4 separate regions of the Homo sapiens genome follow, and all the other regions are linked to region 3. A link is a contact called in ENCODE Hi-C or POLR2A ChIA-PET data. All regions are on one chromosome and are shown on one strand. Each heading gives the region's core, a stretch centred on a gene start or an enhancer-like site at or near the end of the contact. The rest is flanking DNA. Distances are from core to core; before and after follow the strand shown.

The links. Hi-C counts contacts between places; a loop is a spot of excess contacts on that map. ChIA-PET counts read pairs that join two places held with the same protein, here RNA polymerase II (POLR2A). Pooled maps may share reads with other maps.
Region 1: a loop to region 3 is called in a map of naive thymus-derived CD4-positive, alpha-beta T cell, with 5 times the contacts of the local background. The contact joins the promoter of N4BP2 here to the enhancer-like site in region 3. A Hi-C loop is called at or near these places in 1 of 168 maps with a recorded cell type or tissue (naive thymus-derived CD4-positive, alpha-beta T cell) and 7 of 50 pooled maps. POLR2A ChIA-PET finds 5 or more read pairs at or near these places in 1 of 52 experiments (activated CD4-positive, alpha-beta T cell).
Region 2: a loop to region 3 is called in a pooled map, with 5 times the contacts of the local background. The contact joins the promoter of LIAS here to the enhancer-like site in region 3. A Hi-C loop is called at or near these places in 6 of 50 pooled maps. POLR2A ChIA-PET finds 5 or more read pairs at or near these places in 2 of 52 experiments (MCF 10A and common myeloid progenitor, CD34-positive).
Region 4: a pooled map shows a loop between it and region 3 (23-fold over the local background). The contact joins two enhancer-like sites. A Hi-C loop is called at or near these places in 3 of 37 single-sample maps with no recorded cell type and 8 of 50 pooled maps.

What each region holds. Positions count from the first base shown.
Region 1 is chr4:40,055,600-40,058,962 of GRCh38, reverse strand. N4BP2 (NEDD4 binding protein 2) reads right to left here and starts at 2,113. Exons shown (of 18, transcript NM_018177.6): 1 at 1,933-2,113. It also overlaps the pseudogene LOC344967. RefSeq lists enhancers at 1,052-1,151, 1,252-1,301 and silencers at 1,492-1,841, 1,892-2,351, 2,692-2,901.
Region 2 is chr4:39,457,385-39,460,781 of GRCh38, reverse strand. It overlaps LIAS (lipoic acid synthetase), which reads right to left and starts at 1,726. Exons shown (of 11, transcript NM_006859.4): 1 at 1,620-1,726. The coding sequence starts at 1,664. It overlaps RPL9 (ribosomal protein L9), which reads left to right and starts at 1,860. Exons shown (of 8, transcript NM_000661.5): 1 at 1,860-1,891; 2 at 2,342-2,388; 3 at 2,473-2,588; 4 at 3,101-3,196. The coding sequence starts at 2,343. RefSeq lists enhancers at 1,199-1,248, 1,619-1,913, 2,109-2,859 and a silencer at 1,629-1,678.
Region 3 is chr4:38,130,402-38,133,809 of GRCh38, reverse strand. It overlaps TBC1D1 (TBC1 domain family member 1), which reads right to left. Exons shown (of 22, transcript NM_001396959.1): 21 at 553-726. Among named protein-coding and RNA genes, the nearest start is that of PTTG2, 170 kb to the right of the region's middle. RefSeq lists a silencer at 733-872. Within about 2 kb of position 1,394, at least 28 of the 41 ENCODE cell types and tissues checked have a DNase peak (open chromatin) inside an H3K27ac peak, as active enhancers do.
Region 4 is chr4:36,321,801-36,325,145 of GRCh38, reverse strand. All of the region lies in intron 8 of DTHD1 (death domain containing 1), which reads right to left. Among named protein-coding and RNA genes, the nearest start is that of DTHD1, 42 kb to the right of the region's middle. Within about 2 kb of position 2,070, at least 5 of the 41 ENCODE cell types and tissues checked have a DNase peak (open chromatin) inside an H3K27ac peak, as active enhancers do.

The DNA.
Region 1 (3,363 bases), core at 864-3,363, 1.9 Mb before region 3:
TCTAGTCCCAGCTACTCTAGGGGACGAGGTGGGAGGATGGCTTGAGCCCAGGAGGCAGACGTTGCAGTGAGCTGAGATAGTGCCACTGCACTCCAGCCTTGGCGATACGGCCAGACCTTGTCTCAAAAAAATAAATAAATAAGATGCAACTATGTAACAGTATTTAGATTTAAAATAAATACTAAAAAAAAAACATGCAACTAGTGATAATATTTAGCTTCTACTGTGTACATACAAGATACTATGCCTACTTTAATATACTTTAATGAAGGAAAAAACATGCCTCTACCATAACTTAAGCCCACTTTTTCTATGAAATACAGTACTTCTATCTCCCCTTCAAATTAACTAAAGTCAACAAGTACACAAACTGGCATTCGTACGTACTGCGTGCTGATTTCAACTGCTTTATTCTTTATTGTTTTACAGGTTAGTCTTTTTTCATTAACTAAATTGTAGCCTCCTTGCAAAAGAGCAGCCATTTATTTCCTATTCTTCCCACCATGTCCACCACTACAGCCCCTCGCTCCTACCCCCCATCCTAGCACGGCACTTAAATAATAAAAGGTCCTGGCAGCGAAACTCAAAACTGTTTATTTCTGACCTTTAGCAGTAAACAATGTTAGAAAGGCAGATGGAACCACGTTTATCAAAACACAGAACACACGATGTTTACATTTCCTAAAGCGCGTCTTTTAGTTAAAATTAAAGGATGAGAGTTAAAACGAGTTACAAAAGACAGCTGGTGTTTGAAAGAAAAACACTGGAAGTAATAAAAACGGAGTGAAAAGGCTGATGTTGGGATTAAAAGAAAACATTTTTTTAATACAGCTGCAAATCAGTCATTGTTTTCTGAGAGGCTAGGTTCATCTCCAGGATTTTCTTCTAGGAGCTCAACCAATGGCCACCTTTACTGAGTTAACCAGTCTCCAGGCAAGCAGCCCTTGCTGATTGGCTCAAAGATGTCGAGTAGAAAAAGCAGCCAATCCTGCCTTCAAGCCAGAACTGTGCCATGGAGACATTACAACCACTGCATGGCGAGAATGTGTACAAACCTGTCCGTGCCACAAATATCAGATCCTAGTTACAAAGACTGCCGCCGAAAGGAAGAGCCTTTGAAGCCAACACTGACACTGACCTGTCATCTACATTCTATTACTCTAGCTCTCTTTCGGAGGGAAAAAAAAAACTATTTTAACCAAAAGCGCATGAGAGATAAACTGTGCCCCCGCTAAGATGACTCACTCTATTGAGGATGAATTTCCAAACGGACGGCTTAGAGAGAGTCCCGATGAGAGAGGGGCTCTAGAAGGGTCCCATTGAGGGACAAAGTTGCAGATGGGGGCAGGGGAGGCGGGACGAGGGCCAAAGACACACAAATGCCGGGGAGGGGAAAGTCTCCCCGCAGTCTCCAAAATCCGAACGTGTGAGTGGCTGTGTGTCTGGACTTGAACTGAGTAAATAAACGGCTCTGCTAGGACTATGTGCTCAGGAAGGTGGCCTGAAGTTCCCAGAAGGCTCCGCCTGGCAAACACCTAAGGCGCCTGGAGGGGCGCAAGGTCAGGTCCCGGCGGGAACAGATCTGGGAGGAAACCTCGGGGGGTCGAGAGGGGTGTGTCTGGGGCCTGGAGGCCCGCCAGGCACTCGGAGGCCAAGGAAGCGGCCGCGGCCCCCGCCTTCGCCCGGCCTCGGGCTGAGCGCCAGGGCCCGCCTCTCGCCGACGCCTCACTTCCCTTCCGTCCGGGCAGCCGGGCCCGCGGGTCAGATCGGAGGCGGCCCGCGCCGGGCCCCACATTCAGGGCTTGGGGGTTCATTCGCCGCGCCGCCCGCCGCTGCTTCAGGCCCTCCGCTTCGGCTCGGAGCCCCGGGACCCCTAACCTCCAGGGCCCTCACCTTGGACCCGCCTCCCTGCCTCCCACCCGCCGCCTTTACCTGCTTCTGGAGCGGGCAGAGGGCGTCGAAGCCGGTGCCGCGTCGTCGAACGCACAACGCGGCGCCGCAGGTCCGCAGCCCTTTCCCGCCGGCGCCACTGCGCTCTCCCGCGCCGCGCAAGGCTAGCAAGCAGCTGCGGCCGCGGGGGAGACACGGCGAGCGCGCCCGGCGGGGAGACACTGCCGCTCTCCGTCCGGCCGGGGAAGAGCAGCCGCGCAGAAGCCCGCCGCGAGAGGGCGGGTGGGCGGCCGGGTGGGGAGGGGTCTCGAGGCGCCGGCAATGGCTGCCACGTCGCCCAGGTGGATCGCCGCCCACCGCCCCCCCCCAAGCCCGCCGGCTGTCCGCCACGACCTCTGCTTCGTCCCCGAGCTCCGCCTCGGCGCGGCGGCCCGGGGGACTTGAGCCCGCGGGCGCTCCCACCTCTCCCGCTCCCGCTCTCCCGTTGGAGAGCAAGCCCTGCCCGGCCGGTTCGGCTGCTTCCGGTCGCCCACCCCCCAAGTCTCGCCCGAGAGCGGGCCGTGGTCCCCACTTTTCTTATCAGGGGGTCCCTGGAGGAGCAAGCCCTTCTTCGAGTGTCGGGTTCTGCTTGGGGGGAAGGCGGGAGCTGTTTGGCGCTGGGGAACATTGCAACAGGCCCGGAATTTTTGCCAAAATAAGCGGCGCGGTAAACCACAGCTGTTTCTAGCCCTCGGCACTCTCCCGAGCCCCAAAAAACAAAACAAACACAAGGTCGGCCTCGCGAGGTGAGGGGAGAAAGGAAAGCAGAGCTGGGACGAGCCCTGACGCGCGCGGGGTCCAGGCTGCAAGTTGGGAGGGACGGCGAGGCGAGCGACCGGCCTCGGCATTGCCTGACTAGGGCCGTGGCCGCTGCGGCGGGCACGGGAACCCGCCTTCTCGCGCGCGGCCCTCCCGCGGGGGGCTTCCGGGCGCGCGGCCTCGGAGCCCCACGGGGAGACAAAGGGGTAGGCGACTGCCACGGGGTGGAGGGAGGCTGCCCAGCCCCATCGGCCCTGCCAGCGTGCGGTCTGAGCTCGGGGAATGTGTGCGCCTTAGCCGGTGGAACCGCAGCCGCTGGCCTTTGCCCCCAGTTCGAGCTTGAGTTTTCGGATGCCAAGAAAAAGCAAAGACGTGCTCTTCCCTCTTGCGACCGCTGTAGTATGAGTCCGTCCCCAAGCCTGCACCATTTTTTTTCTCTCAACTCTGCTTTCCCTGGTTTATTTGTTCTGGGTTCTGATGTGAAATGTTTAGTGTTTTCAGGGTACGCAAATTTTTCACCTTTGCTTTCTGGTTGGTGGTGGTGGTGGTGATGGTAGTGGTGGTGGTTTTGCCTGTTTTTTACTTCCTCCGTCCCCTCCCTTTGCGGTTACTTTTCATTCCACTTGCAGTGGTTTTTCCCAGAATAGAGAAGCGAAATAACCTCATGACAAAGTG
Region 2 (3,397 bases), core at 477-2,976, 1.3 Mb before region 3:
AGAGTTAATTATGACGTTTATTTAGTGGAGTCCGTAATAATTTAGTTTTAACCCATCATAACACCTAAACGGAAGGGTAAAGCCAAAAAAGTGATTCAGAAATTATGTCAAACTAGGAGCTCTAGTATTCTAGGGCATTAGAATATAAAAGATGACTGAAGGAACCAAACCTAAAAGAGAGTAAGAGTTGACTGTTTACTACTGAGTTTAGAATAGATTTGGAAATCTGTTTTTTTTTTTTTTTTTTTGAGACGGAGTCTTGCTCTGTTGCCCAGGCTGGAGTGCAGTGGCGCAATCTTGGCTCACCGCAAGCTCCGCCTCCCGGGTTCACGCCATTCTCCTGCCTCAGCCTCCTGAGTAGCTGGGACTACAGGCGCCCGCCACCACGCCCGGCTAATTTTTTTGTATTTTTAGTAGAGACAGGGTTTCACCATGTTAGCCAGGATGGTCTCGATCTCCTGACCTCAGGTGATCCACCTGCCTCGGCCTCCCAAAGTGCTGGGATTACAGGCGTAAGCCACCGCACCCGGCCCGAAAATCTCTGGAACTAACATATATCACACTTTCATGTACTCCACCTACCAGGAACTAGATGTTTGTCTTTCAACAAGATTGAACTGCAATAACTGAAGAAGGTGCCACAGTTTAAAACTGTTCTGGTCCTGACTTGAATCAGGGGCGTTTAAAGTGAAGTGTGCAATAAATCTCTCGAGCTTTGAATAATTGTTGAAACGTAGGTTAATAATGCCCAATTAGTTTCAGACAACTGGAAGGTTAAAACCAAGCCTAACGTTTTTACTTTCTTTTTCTTTTTTTTTTTTTGAGATGGAGTCTCGCTCTGTCGCCCAGGTTGGAGTGCAGTTGCGCGATCTCGGCTCACTGCAACCTCCGCCTCGCGGGTTCAAGCGATTCTCCTGCCTCAGCCTGGCGAGTAGCTGGGACTACAGGCGCACGCCACCACGCTCAGCTAATTTTTGTATTTTTAATAGAGGCGGGGTTTCACCATGTTGGCCAGGATGAACGTTTTTACTTTCTAGGTTACATTGTTTCTGTGTTTGAACGTGGCAGTCAAGAACATAAGAAATCATGGTATTCGGCTTTTACATCTGAACACAAACGTGTATGAGATAGCCAAAACACTACAAAATCCACGAGTCTGCACATGTATCTCAAAAGAACCTTCGACAACTCAAAGAGTGCCTGTTAGGGTGTTGCACGATTGCTACTGCACTTCTCAATGTCTGCCGCTGAAGCCTAGCGGACAGGTTTGTGTTCTCTGCGGCTAGAGTGGTGTCTCACACACAGTAAGAGTCCAAGACAGAATAGCTATGTGGGGTGCTCACTGCAGTGCTCCATAAATATAGGGTACAAACCACTCTAAGCAGAAAATAAGTCCTCGGTGCTGGCCCAGAGAGACTTGCAAACAAACTGATGCCAGAGACTCTATATCATGGGGCTGGCGGGATAATTACATGAGATTACACGAAAAACGTTTAAAACTGCCGTTGGCTAGTAGTAAATGTTCAGTAAATGCACTGGCCTTTATTATTGGGCATGGGCGCTCTGAAGGGATAGGATCCCCCCACCCCACGCCCAAACCCGTTCGCCCCGCCGCTCACCCGGGGCCCCAGGGTGCGGGCTGCATCCCCGCAGCGTAGAGACATTTCCTCTTTAGGACTAGCGCAGTGCAGGGGTTGAGGGATCGCTAACTCCCGGGAAAGGACAGGTCGAAATTACGTCGCTCCATTTATGACAAGCAGCCAAGCTGCTCCACGATTGGCTGCTTTAGCCTTACGTGCGTCGCGCACTCATGACGCAATACGCAGGCCCCTTACGCGATACAAGTACGTAATGACGACAGACGTTCTTTCTTTGCTGCGTCTACTGCGAGGTAAGGATGTTTCTGTGCTCGTGGGGGTACTGGGAATCTGAAACCATCTGCTCTGGGAAAGGCTGCGGCGCGGCTCCCACTCTCGGAACCTTGTCCTGTTTGTCCCCCAGCTCGGCAAGCGCCATATGAGCCTGGCGGCGCCAGATGCGAATCCTGTTGTGGGCTTTTTGGCCTATTCCCGCCCCTCAGTCTTGCCGGGATGGCACCGCCCGCATAGGACTTCCAGGGTTGGGCTGAGTGGGAGTTCGACTGCTGGGCCTCGTAATTCTCGCTTTGGGGCTGCTCCTTCCAGGCTGGGACACACTGGGGCCCGCTGTCGGTCTCCCGTCCTCCGACATCTTGTCTGGAACTTCCGCCTGGCAGTCTCCAGTAGGAGTGGAGCTCTGTGCGGCGTAGTTTGGTGGAAAAACGGGCCTTGCGTCGGCCTCACCCCCAGTGTTTGTGTTTCAGAATGAAGACTATTCTCAGCAATCAGACTGTCGACATTCCAGAAAATGGTATGAGACTTGATGTCTTTTACTTACATCTTTACTGCACGTTCCAAGCGTTGTGTGGCCTGACGAGTGTGTTCTCTCTTCTAGTCGACATTACTCTGAAGGGACGCACAGTTATCGTGAAGGGCCCCAGAGGAACCCTGCGGAGGGACTTCAATCACATCAATGTAGAACTCAGCCTTCTTGGAAAGAAAAAAAAGAGGGTGAGGGTTTTTCTTCTGATAATTCAGTTGCTCGTTGGAAGGTGGTTTATAACAGCATCACATTTGGTTGCTTTAACAATTTTCGAATTAAGGTTCAGTGCTTCAGCTTTAAATGTTGCTGTCCAGAATACCAGCCTGTTCAGTGAAATTGAAAAACCAGATTCTGAACACAGCCAATTATATAAAGCTCAAATGTAATAGTGGTCATCAGTGACACGTCTTAATGGTGTTAGAAGTTTGGTTTATTTTCCTAGTGATTGCTTTGTAAAAATCACAGGAACCGGCAGTAGGTCATTTAAACCTGATGATTTAATTTTCCAGAAGGGAAGTTTGTTGCAACTTCTACAAAGCTTAACTGTTGGGAGGTTTTATAGGTGGTTGGATTTTTCCAGTTGAAAACCATGTGCTTTGATAAGGGTTAATTCTAGAATCTTAAAGTAATTCGGTAAGTGGTCTGTTGTCTTTTAAGCCTGCATATTTCTGGAAAGAATACATTTTTTGTTCTGTTACAGCTCCGGGTTGACAAATGGTGGGGTAACAGAAAGGAACTGGCTACCGTTCGGACTATTTGTAGTCATGTACAGAACATGATCAAGGGTGTTACACTGGTAAGCAGATGTATCAGACTTCCTTGTTTTGGAAAGGGAGGTTTCTCAAACCTGTGCTTTATACAGCGTAAGTGTCTCTTTCAGAGAATGGGTCATGTATTTTATTTGGTGTAATACGCAAGAACTTGGCAAAAATAGGCATCTGTGGGTCTTTAAGCGATAGAGCTGAGAGCAAAGACCAGATGGGTACAACATGTTTGT
Region 3 (3,408 bases), core at 145-2,644:
TCTGTATGTCCTCACCTGAGTATATCCGTGTTGAAATGGAAGTTTCTAGAGGGGAGAACTGAGACCTTCATTAATCAAATCTTTGTATATGCACCAAGGACTCACAAAGAATTATCATCTCTTCTGGTTTGTTATATTTATTTCTGTGTTACTTTCCTCCTTTACCATCCCTCTGTGGACCTAGCTGGTTTTGCTCATAGAAGTTAAAAGCTCTTAGATTCTCTTTGAGTAATGACAACGGCTGGCATTCAGCTAACAGGCCACGGCATCCTGAATCCAAGTTCATCTCTGGGCCTGTCCCCTAAAAGAGTTAAGTGCAGAAACAGCCTCTCAGAAAGCTCTGGGACTGCCTGACCTTAGCAAAGGACAATCTGTCTGCTCCATAATAAAAAGGACCCATTCTCCCGGGATACCTTTGATCCCAACTATAAACAGATCAGGGTGGGAAAGGTCCTCTGGTCATGGGAAAGCCCAGCCTGCTGTTGCCTTTGGTGAGTTAATGAACTACCATATATTTGTGATTCAGGAAGCTGCTTTATAAATATGCTCTACCTGCAACTGTTCAAGGAGGTCAAGGTTCTGTTTGCGTAAGCTGCTGTTGGTTTTCTCTAATTTATCCATTCTTTGGTTGTCACTGAGAGGAGAGGAATCGATAAGTTCTTCTTGAAGGACGTGGTACTCAACTTCATAAGCTTGTAACTGTTTAGCGATGTCCATTTCAAATACCTGTTATAGAAAGAAAAGTCATCACGTACTAAAACTGAGAAAAACCCCACAAGTACAGGCAGGCGTCTGCAATCACGACAATGCGCACCTGTGAAGCGTCTCCTCTACGCTTAGCTCTACACTTGGTACTAGAAGTAATAAATAAGAAAAACTACGCACTGAGAAGGTAATAATTTTACTTGGGACAAAAGGATATAAGAAACATCTAGAAATAATTCCAAGGTAACATTAAGTACAGGTTTTTGATACTCACCTTCCAAAAGCCAAAAAAAAAAAAAAAACCTCTCATTTTTAAAGACATAAAAATTTATTTTTAGTTCTTATTTCACTTCTTTTCTCTGAAAATTCTGTTAGGTTAGATACATCAACTATGGGTTAAAAGGAGAAAAGAAACAAAAGAATCATAGCCTGTTTGCAGAGTCACCAAGTCAAAGTTTAATTATAGTTCAGTTGGGTTTTCAGAGTTACAAGAACAGCTAAGTAATGGGACTGTTTACTAAAAAACTCTCCTTTGCACACAAATATGCAGAAATGAGCCAAAACCCACATGTCACCCACACAGATGAGTGAATACGAAACGATGCCTGAGTTGTCTTCTTTCCCACAATAGTAATGGTGACGAAAACACCACACGTGTGAAAAACAACTCCTAAGTGCCTAAGTGACTCAAGCCGTCCGTGTCTGTACTTTCTCTTGGTAAGGAAGGCAGGGCGGAAAGCAGAATCAGAAGACAGCTGCTGCTGCTGCTGCCCAAGGCATTTCCTTTCTTTCCAGTTGTTTCTATGAGAGAACCCCAGGGGCTGGGGCCTCTCAGCACAGCAGTGAAGCCCTAACGTTTATCTGATGGATCTGAGAATGCAGTCAAGCTGGGACCATCTTAAAAGAAAAAAAAAAAAAACCCTGCTAGATCAGAACACACATTCAGAAAGTGAAGTCAGGCTTTAAAAGGGCAGAAACTGCCTCTCTATTGCATTGCCTTAAGCAACTCCAATATTGTTAAAAATCAGTGTAAAACTACTTCTTCTGATGGCTCCCTACTGGCATTCAAACTAGCCTATCTTCCCTGGAATCAATTTTCAAAAACCATGTTTCCTTTCTCACCATTCCCAACAATCTTATTTTCTCTTCCTTGAGATGAATTTTTCAGCTTGCTGTTTTTGATTCAGTGGATAATATTAATAAGGCACAAAAGTCATTTGATGCCTAAAAACTAAAATCCATTATATCTGTGGGGTGTGTGTGCATGTGTGCGAGGGGAGTAAGAGGGAGAGAGAGAATTGTTTACTGGATTGAACTGATTCTCTTTTGTCCTTCAGAGCGACCGTGAGGTCAGCAGGGATTATTATCTCCATTTGACAGCCGAGGTAACTGGCTCAGAGGCTTTGAGTCAGCCTTAAAATTGCGGCTCCACTGGCGACTCTATGAATGACTTGAGCTCGGTACTTAACCTCTCTCAGCCACAGTTCCTGGCCTCCCACCTGGGGCAGACAGCGCCTACCTCCCAGGATGGCTGTGAGAATTAAACGAGGCAACTCCTGGAAGTTCCCAGCACACGCCTGGCAGGTTGAGCAGGCGCTCTCTTAGCTAAGGGATCTGCTTCCACACACCTGCCACAAAACCCTCACATTTCAACCTCAGCAAAACCATCATCAATGGATGCCACGTCATGGAACTTCTGAATAGTCTGAACAGTAAAAACCACAAATGTTAAAACTGAGATTGTTTGGCACTCATGTATAATTATAAATATGGTGCTGAATAAATGTCATGTACACTATTACTTTTTTTCTTTCACAAAGATTTAAGTGATCTCCTAACCTGGAAAGCCTGGGAACAAAACCTCTGGCTTTTCCTACGGATTGATGTTCTGTGTTAAGTTAATGGCTCTCAGCAGTACCCAAAGCCATAAACTCTTCCAGGCCTCCATTAATCCCTAGGAACCACCCTGGGTCACAATCATCTCTGCTTAATTGCCTGATGATCTCCTGACTGCCAAGACTCCTAGGCCCTTCATTCTGCAGTTATGCCCCTGAATTTACCCCAAACCATGGCAATATGAGGCTGGTGGTCAAAGGAGAACCCTGGTCACTGAACGAGGGCTTCAGCCCTTGGGCTAATTACTTGGGGAAAGAAAAGAATTGGGAGGGGCGCCTGTCCTTGCACACTTAGACAGCACAAGTGATCCACTGCCAGGAGCAGTTCTCAGCCAGAGAAAGAGCAGGAAGGCCTAACATTAAAAACCCAATCCTTTGGTATGTTGTCTCAGATGAATAAAACAGACGAATATTAAAAACTAGGTGTTGATAGGAAAACAAGATATATACACTTTAAGGTGTTTTCATTTCTGGTCTGAGTCACTCCTGAGGCTGGACAAGTGCAGTGCCCACCTCCCCCAGGGTCTTGCCTAAGCCGTTCCCTGAGCACTGGTCACTACACAAAGCTGCAAGGTACCTGGCCCCTCTGCAAGGGGGACTGGCTCTCATCTTCTTTCTTGCTGGCCCATCTCAGAGCAATTCCACTAGAGTTGTAATTACTGGGGATCTAGAGCCTTCCTGTCATCCTGGCTCTTAGGTTCTTCATAGTTTTCAGTCAAGTTCCAGAATTTTGGTACTGAAGAAAATTTCTCTTCTGTTTGCCAAAGTAGGAATGACTATTTCCATACTTTCGATGTTTTGCCGAAAA
Region 4 (3,345 bases), core at 821-3,320, 1.8 Mb after region 3:
AATCTAAGTAAGGAATTAAAGGCCCTCCATAATCTTTCCCCAGCTTATTTCCAACATGACATTTCCAAATCTTCCCCTGAAGAAACAGGTGCATTCATCATCCTTTCTCGGAACACGTCTTGTGCTTGACCACTTCAAAGTTTCTACTCATGCCATCTCTCTTGTGTGAAACTCATTGCCCCTTTCTCTCTTCCTCTCCAGACCCTAAACATTCTCTGCAATCATTTTGCTCCCTGAAGCACCCGCAAGTCACCTCAGTCCACAGCGTTCACCCCCTTCTCTGAAATGCCCTAGCATTTAACATCTTACTATTCATTTGCAATTAACAATCAGTTCCTGCCTTTTGCTATTGCTGTATTGTTGTATTCAATTATTATTTATCTCTTGCTTTGTTTTATAACTTTTAAAGTTTTATACTTTATTTCCTAAACTGGACTGTAATCTCCTTGAAAGCTAGAATTTTGGCTTCTACTATTATTATTATCACTTTTAGGCCTTACAGAATATCTTGTATATATTAGGGATTTTGTGGTTGCTAAATTAACGTGTTGACTGATATAATACATCTACAGAAGAAAAAATAAAAACAAAAACAGTTGAAGTTCATAAACTAAAATCTGTTTGAGTTAATGAGCATAACTTTTTACTTATTAAATGTTACAGTTTTAAGAGAATAAGTGCAAACACATCAATGAAATTTTAATTATCAAATTTATTTAGATAGGCAGGAATATCTGTGCTTCCTTTGTAAAAGAAAAATCAAAAGCCCTATAACGATACAGTGCCCAATTCCTGTTTAGTTATACTGCCCTCTAAACAGAGAAAACCTTATCTTTTAAAGCCAAGAGTTGAAGGAGGAAGGAGGAGGGAGGCGTTGAGAGGGGCCAGAGAAGGAGAAAGGGGAGAAGGGACAGGAAAAAGAAGGTGCAGAGGAAGAGATAAGGGGAGGAGAGTGGAGGGGAAAGGAAAAAGAAAAGGGAAAGGGAACAAGAGAAAGGAATGGGGGGGAGGAGAAGGGAAATAATCTCTTCTCATTAAACTGGTTGTCAAAGTACTTTCCAAAAAAGAACACAGGATCCTGTTTCTGACTAAACCAGCTTTGTTCATTTTCCCCTCATGTTCCTCTTAGTGACATGGTCAAAATTGTGGCTTTGAAGGTCATTCTGGTTGCCTGTAGGAAAGTGGAACTGCAGACATGAGGATAACATGTAAGGGAGATGCATGGAGTGCCAGAGTTCTCCCTTCTCCATCCATCCTTCTCATTGGAAAGAGTGAGAAGATTTTGGAAACTTTTAGAGGTTAAAAAATTAACATAATATTTCTACTTACCAAGAACCTAGTGGCTTTCTTCTGTAATTGATAGGGGAAGGGACATGATGCACCAAACATGTTACTGGAATTAACTCTAGTATAGAAAGCATGACACTAAGTTATGGAAAACTTAACAATCACAATGTGGGCACTATTCCCTCAAAAACCACAGCAAGAACAAAGCAAAACAAAACAAAATCCTGATTTTTCTTATAGGAATTTCTTCTAATGTGCTCTTTCAATCTGCTTTTTAAAATACCTAGCAATAACATAATAAGTTCCATTTGATCCTTCAACCCTAATATAATTTTGTAAAATTACTGCAACTGAGAAGTCTGAGTAGAATTAAAATGCTTTTGGATGTAAACATTTTTTAATGGTTCAGAATCATCTCATTTATCTAGTCAAAATTGCTTTGGTATTTCATATTGGTGGAAAAAATAATATAGGAACAACATTATCCCTAGCAGAGCAGTGAGATGGTAATGAAATCCAAAGTGGTGAAAGTGGCGATTCTGACGAACTGATTCTTGCACTGCCATCTGCCTGCTTCCTCCCTTTGACACAGCAAGTTATTTAATGTGGTGAGAAAGAAAGTGTTGAAGCAGTATCATTATTTACTAGAAATCACATGTCAGGAGTTCAGTTTAAAAAAATAATAATCCAGGAAGTTCAGGCTAAGCAAAACTTGGGTCAACAGATGGCTTACGTAAATGTGTGGGTTAGGTTTTACTGGGAAACTCCAGCCTCGAATAGGTGACAGCAGTCAGATCTGGAGCCCTTCTTTCCTTCAAAACAAAACCTCTAAGTAGGAGGAAGGAGTCAAAAGCAGTCACAACCCAAGTTAGCACAAATAAGCAAATGGCATATAGTCACCTATCTGGCGTGACTTCAGACGCACGCACACATGCACAAAATATTCTCTCCACTCCCTTCCATCTAAAAAACCTTTGAGAGTTTTTTGAAACTTGCCTTGTTTCTGCCAAAATACAATTATGTGCAGTGTGAACTGAATTTACTTGAACATTTTGTGAAAGGAGAAAGGCTGAGGCACAACTTCAGAAAGATTTAGTGGTGAATCATTATTCTTTTCAGCCACATATTTTCAAATATATTGTTTGTGGGATCATTTTCAGAAGATTATATAGAATATGAAGTATCACCAGGACGCTTACTATCTTACAAACCTCATCATCTTTCTGTGGCCCTCACATGCGCACTGACCATCACAGCCTTCCTTCGAGTCCTTGACTTGAAATGCGTGCCCGTCTCGGAGTCTTGGAACTTGCTGCGTCTCCCACTTGGATGCTCTCCTGGCCATACAGGAAGGTTCTGGTCTCCGGTTGCTCCTCAGCTCGGTAGTCCCCTCCACAGTGAGGTCTTCCCTAGCTATCCCACCTACCAACTCACACCACCAATTCTGTCCATCTTCTAATGCTAATTTATTTTCTTCCTTGGCACTTCTCACTGTCCTCCTCACATTTTTGGTCCATAAAATGCAAGTTCTATTTATATATACCCATTCACTCATGTTTATTGAGCATCTAACTTATGCCTGACACCATTCTAGGTACTTGTGATTTGGCAGTGAACAAAAAATGTTCCCCGTCTTCACAGAGCTTACTTTCTAGTTATGGAAGAGAGGGTTTTTCTGCAAGAAATGTACAAATGAAGAAACACATGTAAAAACGGAGAAATGACTTAGAGGGAAAAAATAGGGCAGATTAAAGAGGATTAGGAATGTCAGGTTGCAGGGTAAGAGTAGATTGCAATGTTAGAGTCAGGGTAAACCACAGAGAGAAGGTGAAGTTTCAGCAAAGAACTGAAGGAGGTAAGGGTAACAGACATGCAGATATCTGATGGAAGAACATTCCAGCAAGGGGAATCACTAACACAAAGACCTAAAGCAGAAGCAGGTGTGGCATATTCCAAAAACTCAAGAGGGTCACTGTGGTTGAATAAGTGAGGAGGCGAGTAGAGCAGAGAATGCCTTGGAGTCAGTGAGGGCCAAGTTCACACAGAGCCTTTATTCTG